Regions from separate parts of the Homo sapiens genome. Here region 1 is linked to region 2. A link is an interaction called in ENCODE POLR2A ChIA-PET data of the cell type or tissue named here. Cell type or tissue: B cell. All regions are shown on one strand. Links, peaks and the distances in the headings refer to the core of each region. The heading gives the core; the rest is flanking DNA.

What was found. ChIA-PET counts read pairs that join two places held together with the same protein. Peaks named below come from ENCODE experiments on the same cell type or tissue, not always from the same donor. Only the 100,000 strongest peaks of a DNase experiment are listed, where the experiment ranks them.
Region 1: POLR2A ChIA-PET joins it to region 2 with 5 read pairs; 4 of 35 experiments call an interaction of 5 or more read pairs at or near these places.

What each region holds. Positions count from the first base shown.
Region 1 is chr22:50,189,414-50,192,291 of GRCh38, forward strand. The region is part of intron 1 of TRABD (TraB domain containing); the gene reads left to right. Among named protein-coding and RNA genes, the nearest start is that of TRABD, 4.9 kb to the left of the region's middle. RefSeq lists enhancers at 242-856, 857-1,471, 1,157-1,516, 1,787-2,006, 2,197-2,346 and 1 more and a silencer at 2,497-2,546. In B cell, for the core only: a CTCF peak has its summit at 1,101 (motif pointing left); DNase peaks (open chromatin) are centred at 1,268 and 2,188; H3K4me3 peaks cover 2,254 bases; H3K27ac peaks cover 2,500 bases.
Region 2 is chr22:50,029,013-50,031,916 of GRCh38, forward strand. TTLL8 (tubulin tyrosine ligase like 8) reads right to left here. Exons shown (of 14, transcript NM_001350317.3): 12 at 2,674-2,904; 13 at 1,418-1,913. Among named protein-coding and RNA genes, the nearest start is that of IL17REL, 18 kb to the left of the region's middle. RefSeq lists silencers at 1,115-1,214, 1,235-1,304. In B cell, for the core only: CTCF peaks have their summits at 1,445 (motif pointing left) and 1,644; a DNase peak (open chromatin) is centred at 1,429; H3K4me3 peaks cover 560 bases; H3K27me3 peaks cover 892 bases.

The sequences.
Region 1 (2,878 bases), core at 72-2,571, 160 kb after region 2:
TCGGTGGACGTCCGTGCGGGGCAGGGAGAGTGAAGCACAGCTGGTCTGATACAAGCGTCTGGCTTCCTGCCAGGCTGCACCGCTTCCCAGCGGGTTGGCCTTGCAGGTAACAAGGCCAGAAGCCACTGCGAGGTTCCCTGGGGCAGTGCCAGCACTGGGGATTTGGGAAGGAGAGATGTCTGTCCCCCCGGAGGGGCAGCCAGGGTCTGCTGGTCTCTGCTGATGGGCCTGAGCGTATCTGAAAAGGACAGGTAGAAAGGGGGTGGCTGCAGCGTGCGCTGGCCGGACCCCAGGTGATGCTCTGCTGGGACCCAGAGGGGGTGGCTGCAGTGTGTGCTGGCCGGACCCCAGGTGATGCTCTGCTGGGACCCAGAGGGGGTGGCTGCAGTGTGTGCTGGCCGGACCCCAGGTGATGCTCTGCTGGGACCCAGAGGTTGTGGGGCTGGGAACCAGGTGGGGGTTCTTCAGACATTGTCTCTGAAGACACTTCAGAGTCCAGGCTCAGCATCTGTGGCTTTTGGGCCAGGGCCTTTTGCTCACCGCCAGGCAGCTGGGAGAGGCTCTGGGCCCAGCCATAAATGTCTGAGAGCACAGCTGCCTGGGAGCAGACTAGAGGGAGGAGGGCTGGTAACCTGAAATCACACCCTAGAGCTCTCCAGGGGCCTTGGCGAGGAGGGAAAGAGAGTGTTGAGACTGTAAGAGTGACTGTCAGAGACGTCCCCCAGAATCACGGGCTTTAGGTGCTGGGGGGTCCTCAGTGACCTTCCCGCCTGGCTCCCTGCGGGCAGCACGCCTCTGCTGAGAGGCTGCAGGGGCCAGGGCTGGGGGCTGGCACTGCCTCTGGTGGCGCTGACATCGTCCTGCTCAAGGCTTGGCAGCCGGCCCAGGAAAGCTTCTCTGCCCTCCCTGACAGGAGACCTGTGCACGCCCACCCCATGGCACGACTGGGGTCAGGACCAGCGCCTGCTGCTGCACCGAGACCCTGCCCTGTCCATGGCCACAGGCGTACCCTAGGCCGGCCTCAGAGGCGGGTCTGGCCAGGCTGGGTGGAGGGTGGGGGCTGACCGCAGACCTGGGGCTGCCACACCCATGGGGGAAGGGCTGTGGCGACGTGGGCGCCTCCTGTTGGCTGGGCCGACGCAGCCTCCCGCCCGGCTGCACAGGAGTTTCTTTAAGGAGTTTCCCCGGTGTGCCTCGGCAGCCTTGCGCTGCTCTAATGGTCCGGACTTCCGTGTGTGAGTTTCCCCCGTGCGCCCCGGCAGTCTTGCGCTGCTCCTAAGAGTTCTGGCTTGTGTGTGTAGCTAGACCCAGGGAGGCGGCCGTCTCCCGGACCGGGTGCTTGTCTGGGCTGGCTGGCCTGGCGGCTGCTCACAACAGCTTCCGGTGGGTTCCGGTCGGGTTGCATCGTGGAGCTTTCACCTACAAAAGGGGAAGGAGGCGGCCCAAGGGTCCGGGGCCTGGTCCTGCTGTGACCGGTGCCAGCTGCACTTCCTGGATGTGCCAACCGCTAAGACGCCCAGGCCAGGGTTGGGTCCAGACTCAAGCCCAGGTGGCAAGGAGTGGGACCCCCTGCCAAGGCTGTGAGGCCCCATAGGGGAGCCTGCCTGTGGAGCGGGCCCCCCTTGCCCTCTGCAGAGGCTCAAGGCCCCCGGGGACATGAGCCTGGTGTTTATCAGCTGTCTCCTTAGTCTCAGCTGACCTCCCCCGACCATGGCCCCATTGCACCACCCACCCCAAGCCAGGCCAGTTCCTCTCCCAGAAGTCCCGGCTGTCCAAGAAGAGGGCAGGGTGGGCTGCCCTCTTCTCGGCCAGCTTCAGATGGGGCCTCTGGTTGCACTGAGACAGGCCTCTTCCCCTGCTCAGAGCCGTCCCTGCTCCCCCAGCCCCTGAGCTGCCCTCCTAGACACTGCACAGAGAGCTCCTTCCTGTTCACAGGTTAGGACACCCAAGCTTGGAGGCATCTTAACTTGGATGTGGGTGGCCAGGACCCAGCTGGGTCTGTGAGTCCTGGCTGGGGCCGAGGTCTGTGCCTGCTGTGGCTGTGTGCCAACAGGGTTTGCAGAGGAAAGGAACCTGACATAGCGTCTTATTGCTCATTGTTCCTTTTTCTTATGAGTTCTGAGAAGTGGGCAGCAGTAGTGACATGAAAATGACCCCAGATGCACGCAGGCATCAGTGCAGAACCCGGCAGTGGCCCCTCTGAAGCACATCCTACAAGCCCCGTCGTTTCCTCGCCAGATGCTCGTGTCTGACTGACGCAGACGCTTCAAGACAAAACCACAATACCTTGCACGACTAGACAGCTCAGAATGGTTTCCAACGGCTCATTTTTATTTTTTACTTTTGTTTTTTTCTTGAGACAGAGTCTCCCTCTGTCACCCAGGTTGGAGTGCAGTGACAGGATCTCGGCTCACTGCAACCTCAGCCTCTCGGGTTCAAAGTGATTCTCCTGCCTCAGCCTCCCCAGTAGCTGGGATTACGGGTGTGCACCACCACGCCTGGCTAATTTGTGTATTTTTGGTAGAGATGGGGTTTCACCAGGATGGTCTATGTTGGCCAGGCTGGTCTCGAACTCCTGAGCTCAGGCAGTCCATCCACCTTGGCCCCCCAAAGTGCTGGGATTACAGGTGTGAGCCACCGCGCCTGGCCTGTTTGGGATATTTTAATGATTCTGCCTGGTGACACATCCATCCGCCAGGACATGCATGAGCCATTAACTTGGTAAACAGTCACTCCTGGCATTCCGTGGCTGAGAACATTCAGGAAGAGCCACATGGTGCAGCAGGGCCTGTGGCCAGTCTCAGGACAGCCTGCTGGTCCCTGGCCCCGCCTCGAGGGGCTCCGCGCAGGTCTCGCCGATGCTCTGTGGGTCTTGGCC
Region 2 (2,904 bases), core at 109-2,608:
TGAAGACCCCACACACCCTCGTAAAGACCCCATCACACCGTCCTGAAGACCCCACACACACTCGTAAAGACCCCATCACACCATCCTGAAGACCCCACACACCCTCGTAAAGACCCCATCACACCGTCCTGAAGACCCCACACACCCTCGTAAAGACCCCATCACACCGTCCTGAAGACCCCACACACCCTCGTAAAGACCCCATCACACCGTCCTGAAGACCCCACACACCCTCGTAAAGACCCCATCACACCATCCTGAAGACCCCACACACCCTCGTAAAGACCCCATCACACCATCCTGAAGACCCCACACACCCTCGTAAAGACCCCATCACACCGTCCTAAAGACCCCCACACACCCTCGTAAAGACCCCATCACACCATCCTGAAGACCCCACACACACTCGTAAAGACCCCATCACACCGTCCTAAAGACCCCCCCTATTGCCGGGCGCGGTGGCTCACGCCTGTAATCCCAGCACCTTGGGAGGCTGAGGCGGCGGATCACGAGGTCAGGAGGTGGAGACCATCCTGACTAACACGGTGAAACCCCATCTCTACTAAAAATTAGCCGGGCGCGGTGGCGGGCGCCTGTGGTCCCAGCTACTCGGGAGGCTGAGGCAGGAGAATGGCGCGAACCCGGGAGGCGGAGGCTGCAGTGAGCCGAGATCGCGCCACGGCACTTCAGCCTCAGCAACAGAGCAAGACTCTGTCTCAAAAAAACAAAAAAAACAAGACCCTCTCGTCATGCTGCCTAAAGACCCCCACCACGCCCTCGCGAGGACCCCCCACCGCGCCGTCCTGAAGACCCCCACGCGGGAGGAACGGCTGATGCTGCCCTGCTGGTCAGCCGCGCCCCTGCCCCACGTCCTTCTCCGCGACTCTGAGGCCAAGAGCAGCCTGTGGCAGCCCCTGAAGTCTGAACGTGTGGCCGAGGCTCGGAAGAGCCCGATGGGGGCCGGGCGTGGTGGCTCAGGCCTGTCACCTCAGCCTCCAGAGCCTTCAGAAAACCGCACGCCAAAGCCCCGCGGTCACTTTGGCCCCTCGCTCGGCCAGGGAGCTTGGTGCTGTTCACGGCGCTGTTCAAGGTCCTAACTCAAATCCTCCGACCCGCGCCACACCCCAGAGGTATGGGGACAAAGGCGTCACCCGCCAGGTTCTACAGAGGGGACCCCACCATCCACCTGGCCGGCACTCCCACGCCCCCCACCCCGAGACCCCCGTGCCGGGCTGGGACAGGTGCCCCAACCCCGCTCCCCGGCTCCCGCCGGCGCCTCCGTCAGGGGACACCCCGGGCCCCAGCACCGAAGCCTGCCCTGCGCCCCGCTCTGGAGGATGCAGCGGCTGCTGGCGAGGGTTGGGGATGCAGCAGGCGGCCCCCAAGCCCACAGCGCACCGCCGGCGGCGCAGGTTACCTTTTCCTCCGGGCGGCGGACGCAGCGCGCCCTCTGCTGTCTTCAGGCCCCGCAGCACAGGCTCCAGCGGGTGCGCATTTAGCTGGTTTGGATCCCAGCTTTTGGCGGGCTGGGCTACGGGGACACCGGTGTTTGGGGCCTGACTGTCCACGTGGCGACAGGGGCAGGCCGGGAGCTCCACCTTCCCAGCAGCTTTGGTGCGGGTGGGCTGTGCGGCTCCACCGCTCTCGGCTGCCCCCCTTAAGGGTGCCAGCAAGGCCAGGGGGAGCCCCTTCTCTTCCTTCAGTCCCAAGTCCCGCTGGAGAGCTGGTGATGGGGGTCCCTGGGCAGGGTCTGGCATGGCCGAGGGGCCCCGTGCCTTCAGCGGCTGCGCGTCCAACAGCGAGGCCGAGGCCTTGAGGTTGCAGACGGGCAGCACCTGCCTCCTGGCTCTCCTCACACTGACGCCCGCCACGCAGAGGTCGGACCCGCTGAATGGGGGCGGCTCAACCACCGGCTGTGGGGAAGGAACAGGTTGGGGTGCTGGGCTGTGGCCGGGATAGGGGGGGTCCCTGCAGGAGGGGTCTGTGCAGGAGGGGCTGGTCGGGGCACAGACCCCCACCTGACTCAGGAGTGAACAGTGAACACCTGGGGTCCCACGCAGACCCCCAGGAGGCCCCCAGGCTCTGGAGAACCTGCGGGGAACCAAGGCTTCCTGAGGCTTGGGGGTCAGCCTGGGGGGCCCCACACCCAGGGACTCAGCTGCTCTTTTCCCGAGTTTAGCCACAGAGAGGCCGCAAGAGAGAGGCATTGGCCACGCTTCCCAATGACTCCAGCACATCCGCAGGCACAGGGAGGCCCGCGAAAGATCCTCAGAGTGGAGGAGGCACTGCAGGCCAAGGCAAAGGAGCAGCATAGGTGGCCTGGAGGCTGCGGGCATGGAGCCCCCACCTCTAACCACAGTCAGGACTGGGTGAGGCTGGGAACAAGAGGGAGGAAAGCTGGACAGAGGCACTGAGCCTGAGTGAGCGGGGCCGCTCCGCCCGCACGCCTGGAGTAGCCCCTTCCTCGGTGCCGACGAGGCACTGAGCCCCATGGGAGAGCAGGGCAGGCCTGGGCCCTCAGCGGGACCGAGCATGGTCACAGAGCAGGATCGGTGTCCTCCATAGACCCCGCTGCACTGGCGGCCTGCAGCTCCACCCTCGCCCAGTGACCAGGTGGCAAAGCATCCACATGGCGGGCGGCCACCAAAGTCCCCAGGGGCGGGCGTGGCTCACCTGCCTCCACAGGAGCTCGAAGTTGCCGATGTCACAGCTGCGGTCCACGGCCACCTTGATGGTGTCCTCCTGCACCTGTGCACACAGCTGGGCCGTGACCGGCGTGGACGGGTGCATGGTGGGGCTGGAATTGATCTCGATCAGCCAGGGCCTGAAGTCCCTCCCAAGGACGAAGTCAGCCCCGTAGAGCTCAAAGCTGTTCTTGCGAGGCTCCACGTGGTCCTGGGCCAC